Linked DNA regions of Mus musculus: region 2 is linked to region 1. Evidence: chromatin loops called from intact Hi-C (ENCODE). Cell type or tissue: heart. All regions are shown on one strand.

What was found. A loop is a pair of places that touch in the nucleus more often than their neighbours do. Peaks named below come from ENCODE experiments on the same cell type or tissue, not always from the same donor. Only the 100,000 strongest peaks of a DNase experiment are listed, where the experiment ranks them.
Region 2: it touches region 1 in a loop (2.1-fold over the local background); 3 of 42 quality-filtered maps call a loop at or near these places.

What each region holds. Positions count from the first base shown.
Region 1 is chr12:54,160,793-54,165,792 of GRCm38, forward strand. No RefSeq gene overlaps it. Among named protein-coding and RNA genes, the nearest start is that of Gm40424, 14 kb to the right of the region's middle. In heart, no CTCF peak of the experiment used is centred here; a DNase peak (open chromatin) is centred at 2,149; H3K4me3 peaks cover 1,188 bases; H3K27ac peaks cover 3,463 bases; H3K27me3 peaks cover 534 bases.
Region 2 is chr12:54,109,524-54,114,523 of GRCm38, forward strand. The region is part of intron 2 of Gm35818 (a long non-coding RNA gene); the gene reads right to left. Among named protein-coding and RNA genes, the nearest start is that of Gm35818, 30 kb to the right of the region's middle. In heart, no CTCF peak of the experiment used is centred here; no DNase peak of the experiment used is centred here.

The DNA.
Region 1 (5,000 bases):
TAACTGTCTCTTGAGAGGCTCTGCCAGTGCCTGACAAATACAGAGGTGGATGCTCTCAGCCAACCATTGGACTGAGCACAGGGCCCCCAATGGAGGAGCTAGAGAAAGGACCAAAGGAGCTGAAGGGGTTTGCAGCCCCATAGGAGGAACAACAATATGAACCAATCAGTACCCCCAGAGCTCCCAGGGACTAAACCACCAACCAAAGAGCACACATGGTGGGACTCATGGCTCCAGCTGCATATGTAGCAGAGGATGGCCTTGTTGGACATCAATGGGAGGAAAAGCCCTTGGTCCTGAGAAGGCTCGATGTCCCATTGAAGGGGAATGCCAGGACAGGGAAGTGGGAATGGGTGGGTTGGTGAGCAGGGGAAGCAGGGGTGGGGGAGGTGGGAGGGGGATAGGATAGGGTTTTTTTTTTTTTTTTTTTTGAGGGGAAACCAGGAAAGGGGATAACATTTGAAATGTAAATAAAGAAAATATCTAATAGAAAGAAAGAAAGAAAGAAAGAAAGAGAAAAGAAAGAAAGAAAGAAAGAAAGAAAGAAAGAAAGAAAGAAAGAAAGAGAGAGAGAGAAATCTTGTATTAGCAGCCTTTAGATGAAGATGTAGAACTCTCAGCTCCTCCTGCATCATGCCTGCCTGGATGCTACCATGTTCCCACCTTGATGATAATGAACTGAACCTCTGAACCTGTAAGCCACCACACCATAAGCTATACAAATTTTACTGGTAGTAAGTCATTTGATAAGTGTGTTCCACCCTATAAAGCTAACCCATTTACCAATGCCACTTGCAGTATTATAGTGGTCCTAGGTGTCCGCAATTCCTCTAGGCTCTGCCCAACAGTTACCTAGCAACAATCTACATCTCCACCCTGGGTTCAGCCAGGAGCCAGCAGTATAAGGACTACTTGGCTTCTCTCTCTCTCTCTCTCTCTCTCTCCTCCATCCCTCTATCTTACCTCTCTGTGTCTCCACCCCCCTCCCCTACATGTTCCAGGCTGGCCTCTCCTTCTCTTCCCCTCTCCTTTCCCTTTCTGTCCCACCTGCCTTCCTCTGCCTCTAACCCCATCCCAGGCACCCTGCTGCTCCGTTCCCTGGCTCCCTTCCCCCAATAAACTTCTTTTGTTCTAGGCCTGTCATGTGACTTGATCCCAAGACTCCTTGGCAGGGACCACTGAGGTGCTCCCTCCAGCCGCACTATACTACATCATCTTATAAAACACAACAATAGTCATGATGGTGACAGAGCTAAGTGAGCCTCGAGAGACAACTGGTCCACTGAGAGTAAATGAAGTCGAGGTCCTGAAGTTTAAATTGCCTGGCAGCAATGTTCCCAGGAGCACTCCTGGGGCAGGGGGATACCCCATTCTCCTTTTCAAGCTCTGTAGTCTTGTCAGAAGAGTTTCTGTTTTATATATATATTTGAGGGGGGGCCATTCTGGGCCAAAGGATTAAAAGGAGAAAAAGAACACATTTATATAAAGTACTGAGGTAAGTTTATTCCCATATCCTTATCTGGGAAAGCAACAGGCAGAGATCATGTGACAGCAAACCCAAAACTTCTCCCCTCATATGGGGGGGGGGGGACGGGGACATGGGGAACGGGGGGGGGGGGGGCGGGGGAGGGACGGACACTGGCTGCTTTGATTAAATCTTAATGCAAAGGCTGCAGATTAAGTTGTCATTCTGTAGAAGTCTTAGTAGCTACAGGCAGGCATCTTAGCTGCCAGACCCTTGTGCTAATCATCGAAAGTCACAGCTGTCTTGTTTTTTTTTAATGGGTGTCCTTTATCAAGATAACATAAATTTACTGACAAAAGGAAATTCGTGGACAGCCTGGAGGGGAAGCAGGAGGTAGGTAAGAGTGAATGGCCCTGCTAAAAACAGCGCCCCACACCCAGGAGAAAGTGTCCCTGCCCTGGAAGTCAATTCACCTTCCCCGCTCCCCACTCAACTACAGTCTGTTAGGAAACCCCAGGCACAAGAGTACGCAAGACGGCAAGAACGAACGCCAAAGGAGGCTCGGAAGTGTGTGAGCCTCTGAAAGTTAGAAGCCAGGAGGAAAGGCTTGGCTAAAAATAGAACTTATCAGATGGATTAAAGTCCCTCCCGAGAATGTTATCTCTCCCCACAGGAGGGTGGGGGGAAAGTCTGTCAAGGGGAACACAGGCCACAGGATGAATAAGCAGAAAAATAGGAGGAAATGACCAAGCCAATGCACGGGGCGTGCGTGCTGTACGAGAGCTGGCAGAGACAGCGCAGCTCCGCAGCTCCGGAGCCCAGAATCGGAGAATTTGCTGAGGCAGGGCACTCCCCAAAGCAAGACACTGCCAAGTACGGGGCGGGGGAGCAGTTTGTCCTTCCTCCCCACCTTTTCAGAATTGAGGCATTCCCGTTTGATTGGATATTACCTTTTCAAGCCATTTATTTAAAAAAAAAAAAAAAAGTCTACAGAAAAGGTTTCTTGGGAAAGTCCGCCTTCCAGCATTTTATGGCACACACCCAATGAAATTTCCCAAATCGATAGTTGGTGAATCCTTAGATCCTTTCCCAAGTTCCCACTGCTTTCTGGGCCACCCCCAGCTTGGGTCAGGTCAAGAGGAACAAGAGAAGCTTCCTAGAGCTGCCGGCAGCTACTCCAGACCAGTGAGAGACCAACACAGTATGTCCAGTCCCCTCCTCTCTTCAGTCCTCTTCCTCAGAAGTCCTCAATAGACAAAAGGCTCTTCTACACCTTAATCCCAAGTTACCTTTTGACATCTACACACACACATACACACACATCACTCACATACACACATACACACACATACACACATACACACACACACACACATATACACACACACACATATACACACATACACACACATCACTCACACACACACACACACACATGTACACACATACACACACACACACACACACACACACATCACTCACAAACATGAGACATCCCGAATTGTGTAGTGTTTTAATCAGCTGAGTATTTATCCACTCCTAGAGCAATCTTTCTCAAGTTGGTAAAACATTATCAATAAGCTACAACAGTATTCCCTAAAACCAGAGATGTCTTTTTAAAAAGAATCACAAAATGACCTCTATAAATGTTCCCAAGAGTCAATTGGAGTGGCATACACCTTTAATTCCAGCACTCGGAAGAATCGAGTGGATCTTTGTGAGGCCAGCCTGGTCTACAGAGTGAGCTCCAGGACAGCCAAGGCTATACAGAGAAACCCTGACTTGGAAAAGCATACCCTGTCCCCCAAAATAATAAGAAAGGGAAAATAAAGGCACTCAGAAATGTAAGAGTTAACTCCCAGGAGTTAGGAGAAAGGCTTCCAGGAGAAAGGTTACTTGTCTTAAGTGGGGAAATCACCAAAGATCAAAGTTTTTTTTTAGTCTTATTTCAACACAGTTGTTCACACTGTTAAGTAGGCTGAAGGCTGTGTGTCACGGGGTAGGAATCTAAGTGTGTCAAGAAGAAAAGGCAGTGAGTGTTCCCTTTCATCCCTAGAAAGTGTATGTGACCCAGGAACACAGGGAGGTATCAGGCACACTGGCTAAAGGCTCCAAACTGCATTCCAGTGTTGTCTGCTCCAAACAACCGGTGCTGTTCAACTCTACCTTAAGGCGGGGAATATACCTCCAAACATCTCACGCCCTCGAGGCCAATGTTGCATAGAAACCCAAAGTCCCTCCTCAGTCTTATGAGGCAGGCAAAGAAAATCCTATTTAAGCAGCAAGAAAGCATTCAAGGACAAAGCTGCGGCTTCTGCACGCATAGCTGTTACTGAGTAAGGAGCACTCCTTTAGGAGGCTGGCCCTGGAACACTTGTGAATAACCCAACAGGGGGAGAGAAAATTTAAATATGCAGCAGCTTAAGCTTGCCTCTCCCGACTCTATTCGTGATCTTTATTTGCCATCCACTCTGCAGGAAGGAACAGAGACCACAAGGACCTGGAGGTCTGGAGTCCAGTCCTGTTATGCTACTCCATCACCGTAACCTTGGCAGAGCCACCTAACTGTTCTGAGTAGTTTCCTCATCCTGGAAAGAGGAAGAGCTGCCTCACTGTGGTTACAAAGAACAACAGTGTGTGCACGTAGCGCAGGCCCCAGGCACACAGGTATCCTCTGAGGACTCCAACCCGCCCATTGTTGTAGGGTTCCGGATGTGACTCTTTGAATCTGTCTCTGGCCTTGCAAATGTAGAAGCAGTGACCCGTGGTAAAGAAAGGGTGACTTTTAAAGGGCCCAGCAGGGATGCAGCGAGAAGCACCACATTAGAAATCATGTTTGGACAGGGCAAGGTTACTAACTGGCCTGGCAGTGTAAACCAGCACGTATTATTATTCCACAGGGTTCAAGTGTGGACCTCAAGTGTGGCTTCAGCTTGGGTTAGCTGTTGGTTTCCACTCTGTCTGATAAGTCTCTAACCAACCCTCTGGCCAGTGTTCTTTCCACACCACACAAAGAATTTAGGGCAGAAGCCAAGCTAATTTTGTATTTTTTTTATTATTATTCGAAATAGCTTTGCTGAGAACAATCCTTGCCCTTGATCAAACCTATATATACTGGGCATGCCAACTCCTGTCTCACACAAAGCGCTGACCAGGCATGGCCGTTCCCACCACTGCTTTCTGAGCACACAGAAAATTTTCAAGACCAAATGGCTGAATTCAGATGACCTAGTTTCTTAAAAAAAAAAAAAAAAAGAAAAGAAAAGAAAAGAAAGAAAGAAATACCGGCGTTACTTATAGAAGAAAACCAAAATCATGTCTGAATTGATAATTCATGATTCAGACAGCCCACAATCTAATTGGCATTAACTACTCTGCTAAAGAGTTTTAAAATGTACTTAAGTGAGGCGTTTTATTTCCATGAAATTGGATCTTTGCTCCAAAATTCAATCTCCTTCTGCGGACTCTGCCCTATTCAGATGATGTAACAGTGAGGTAGGCTCTTAACATTTCATTGCCAGGAATATAAGTGAAA
Region 2 (5,000 bases), 51 kb before region 1:
CTGTACCCAAATGCATATGCTCTCATGGCATATGCACCTAAACACATAGAATGAAATATATACACACAAACACATAGGCCTGATGGGGCACATCTCTAATCCCAGCACTCAGGATGCAGATGCATCTAGATCTTTGTGAGAACCTGTCTCAAAAAGAGGGGCAGGTGGGAGCAGGGTGAGCAATAGAAGACAGCTGGCTCCCTCATGCAGGGTACCAACTCATGTGAACACACACATATACCTGAGAAAAGAAAAACCACAAGGGGAAGAAAGAGATGGAAGAAAGGAAGGGGGAAGATCTTCAGGGAATCTCTCTGCGACCTGGGGCACCCCTAGAGGCCCTTTGAGTAAAGCTGTGACTTGGAGAACTGGCGGGACTTTCCACTGGACAGCCCCACTAAGCTCTCTGCCCAGGGAGGGTCACAGAGAGTCTGTAGTGTCAGTCGCAGGAATTCAGCCAGCCACACAGGATCACAGGAGAAAGAACACAGAGGACTTGACAGAGTTTTGAGTATTCTTCAAACAAGCTTGAGATGGAGGTAAGTCTCCCCAGTCTTTCCCCACTGCAGATGGAGTCCTACACCCTCCCTAGTTGAGCCTGTACCTGGTAAGACTGTCACCCCTGAAGTGGAGGACACCTCGGTGTGAAAGGAGATTGGAACCCTTACTGGGAAGCAAGGGACATTTAAGAAGGTCAAGAAGGCGGCCCTTGAAACCAATGTCAGCGGCTTCTGGAAAACAGACCGAAGAACATGAAGGAAAGCCATAGAAACTTGCTCATGAGGCAACTGTAATAATCATAGCAGAAGGGACATGGGTGTCCCTGAGCCCAGTGATTAGAACTCTAAGGTCACAGAATGGACAAGACCAGGTGACTCATGGGGAAGAGGAAAAGGGGGACTCTGGTTCTGGCGTTCAGGGTCTGAACTGAATGGACAGCTGTTTGTTAAAAGGGAAATCTGAGAGGTGAGGCAGAGGCCAGGAGTGTCCTCTGTGAGCCCAGGGTGGAGCCACCACAAAAGGCTGTCAACATCTCAGAGGGAACTGGATGAACCAGGCTTTGTCGGTTGGTCCCTGTACTTGTTAGCCACTGAGGGATGGGGCTAATTCTAAACCCCTTTTGATGCTCACTGCATCCCTCAGAGTGGCTGCTGACCAACTGCTGGCTGAGCAGATATAACCCTGAGCAGAGTGAAGGAAGGAAAAGATGAGGAACAATAGAAAAAATGAACAACATCGAAAGTGGATAAAAAATGGTACACAGATAGCCAGGAGTCAGGAAAACAGCACTGAGCACAGCAGCAGTGAGCATTCTGTGACTTGGGAAAGACACTCCCCTCCACTTTCCCCAGTGGAAACCATCTAAGAACTTAGAGCGCCAAGAAAGAACGAAAGAAGAGACCCCGTGATGAGTGAGGTGTTAAAATGACACAGTTGTGTAACAAGAATATATTTCTTCTCTCGTATTTACTGAAAATGAGTCTATCAGAACAAAGCTGGAACTCTGGCAAAAATAGATCATTTGAATAAAGTAGTTACCCGGGCCAGACCAGCTGCCTATGTGCCTGAGGCATATTGCCCACCCAGAAGCTTCATTTGCCTATCAAATGCCGGCTCCCTGAAGGAGTCAACTGGAAGATGGGAACTCTGGGGCCTTTTGTTTGGATTATCTCTGAAGCAGACTTTCTAAGAGCCAATAATGTATTCATTCCACTTATCTTCACAAACTTTGAAACTGGTGGAGAATATCAGAAGAAAGTTTCAGACTAGCAGTTCCTTGTTTGGGAAGAGGCAAGGGGGGGGGGGGGGGTTGGGGGGAGCACTGGCGATTACTTTGTCTCTGTGGCTAAACAAGCCAGCCTTTCTCACCTTCATTTGGAGGAGAGTTAGTACTAAGAGATCTAAAGCTTGTCGTTCCTTCATTGATCGTGTACTCCCTGGGTGAAAAGAAAACTGCTACCACAATTTTTTAAAGCCAGATTTGATTTTGATTTTGATTTTAATTTTTTTATTAAGTACTGCCAGGAAGATGAACAGTAGGCAGGCCCATACCTGGTATTCCCAGAGAATGTTGCTGAATTACATTAGACAGGCACTTATAAAGGCAAAGCCCACCTACTTCTGCTTTCATCCAATCAGGGGCAAGCAAACATCCTGACATTCTTCCTATGTGCCTACCACCTACGTGTGATCAAACACGTCCTGTGTGTGCAGTTGGCACAACCAATCTTGTTTACTGGAGTGAAAATTGGCTTATCCTACCATCCCTAGCATTCTAGTAAATTATCTGTCCCTTGGGTAAGTAGGGCTTACAGGTTAGAGGCAATTTTGTTTTGTATTGTTTTGTTTTGTTTTGTAGATCTTAAGCACAGTAATTTAATTTAAAACATAACTTTAGCCCTCACAGATACCCCTCCATGGCAGTTAATTTCCATTGCCGTCTTGACTGTTTTAAGAAAGAGAGGGGCTAGAGAGATGGCTCAGTGATTACAGCACTACAGATTCAGTTCCCAGCACTCATTTTGGTGGCTCACACCTGCGTATAACTCAAGCTACAATGGGATCTGACACCTGGTTTTCTCAGGCACCTGAACCCAGGTAGGCACACATGCAGGTACGTAATTGAGTAGGATTTTTAAAACCTAGAATGTTGGGGAGACATACCTCTGAGTGCATCCATGAGGGTGTTTCAAGAGAAGTTTAACTAAGGGAGGAAGACTCACCCTGGATGTGGAAAGGGCACCATCACAAGCCCGGACCCGAATTCTGGTCTGAGTAAAAGCAGGAAGGCAAGGAGGTAAGTTCGGCACTCCACTGTCTCTACTTCCTGGCCTGGCCGGATGTAAGCAAGGAGCCTCCTACCGCCACAGTGAAAGCCGGCCTTCCCCAGGAGATATTCCTTGAACCTTGATCTCGAGTAAGTTTATTCTGCTTAAAGTTGCTTCTTGCCAGGTACTTGGCCACAATAATGAGAAAATTATACTGGTTACAAAGTCCCTAGGAATTCTGGGTTCAGATATGAACTCTTTATCCTGGAGAGGCACCCTCGGCTCCATCCTCTACTCCAAGATCCGCATCTTGCCTCTTTTTCCCTACCCAGTGGTAAAATTAATACTAAATCATACTTTTGGTGTGTGTTTGTATGTGTGTGGCTATGGAGGCAGGGGGATGCCAGGAGATAGGTTGGGAGATGATACTAGCTTTGTATTGTTGTGTAATAAATTAACACAAATTTAGCAGTTTAAATGAACATACATGTATCATCTCATCATTTTATATGTATATACATGTTGGATATTGTGAGTCTACATGTATTTCATCTCTATATGTGTATGGAGGAGTATGCATGCACTTGTGCAGAGGTAGAGGCCAGAGGATAATGTGTGGAGAGCTTTTGGGGCCACTTCTAGAGACTTGGCAGGAGTTTAACATTGGGTGAGGACATGGAAGTAAGCTCTGGCAGGAATCTGACTTTGGGCTTGAACAAAGAAGTAGGCTTCAGGCAGGATTTGACTTTGGGCTAAGACAGGGAAGTAGGCTCAGATATCTTAGTCATCCTGATAAGCCTCTAGAAACAGTGAAATTGAAAGTATAACAACGTAAAAACTGAATTCTAGGCCTTTAGGCCCAGGCTTGGGAATGTGGCCTTTGTAAAGGTATGCTAATCATAAAAGAAATAGCGACATTCCTCCATCCACCCGCTTCCTGGGTTCAAAGAGTGCTCATTCAAAGAAAGTCACCCAGAAACTGCAATGCAAATGTGCTATTGTTGGGGGCTCTTAGAAGCTGTCTTGAGAGTTAACAATTACCAGGTATTCCTTGTGACTCTTGTAACTTTACACTTCCTTGTGACTTTTAACTGGTATCTTTGGTATCTTCCAACAACACCCTCCCCACTTCCTTAAGTTGTGGTTTCTTCCTTTAAATACCCCCTTACCCAGCTACTCGGGGCGCCACGGTCCTCTACCCCTGCGTGGTATATGACCACGGGCCCGAGAGCGCTCTCGAATAAAAAAATCCTCTTGCAATTTGCAGCAAGACCCGTTTCTTGTGGGTGATTTTGGGGTGTCGCCTCTCCTGAGTCAGAACGTGGGGGAGTCCTCACGTTGTGGGTCTTTCAAAATCAAGACTGTTTATTACCTTATTTGTTCCTTGACTATTTGTGTTTATTGCCTTGTTTGTTCCTTAACCTAGAACTGACCTTATTTTTTGTATGTACTTAAAATGGTATAAAAGCTGACTAGGAAAAAATAAACCCGATTCAGCCTCAGAACCAGCTGGGGTCATGCTACAGTGTTGTCTTTTTTTAAAATCATCACTCCCTCCAGGAGAACCCATTGGCTGACTACACTGGCTTGATCACTAATAATCCTTATTTTCTGAGACAGTCTTTCATTGAACTGGGAGCTTACCATTTAAGCTAAATGAGCTAGCCAGTGAGTTTAAGGGACCCATCAGTCTCTGCTCCCATCCACATCTTGAGCACTGGGCAACCAGGACACCAGGCTTTTTTCCCTGTGGGTGACAGCTATCAGAACTCAGGTCCTTGTATTTGCACAGCAAGCATGTTACCCACAGAGCCACCTCCTCAGACTTCCTCACAATTTTTTAAAAGTTTGGTGCATGGTCCCACAAGATAGCAATCAAGATGTTGACCAGGGCTCCGTTCTCTTCAGGGTTGGGTTTTCATCTACAGATTTGCCCACACTCATAGGAATTGGGAACATGCTACTCCTGTGTCCATAGGATACATGGAATCTCCCTTTTCCAAAGCTGATAGCAGAGAGAGATTCTAAGCAAGGGGAACGGCACACTCCTATACAACACATGAGCATGATCTCATTGCCTTTGACATGTCTCCACTGAATGTAGTCAAGACTTGGCAAATGTTCATACTTAGGAGAAGTGTGCATACATGGGCATGGTTAAGATAAAAATGAAGAGGTTTAACACACCCACACACAGCTGCTACACTAAGTTTGGTAGAGTTCTTCCCATCA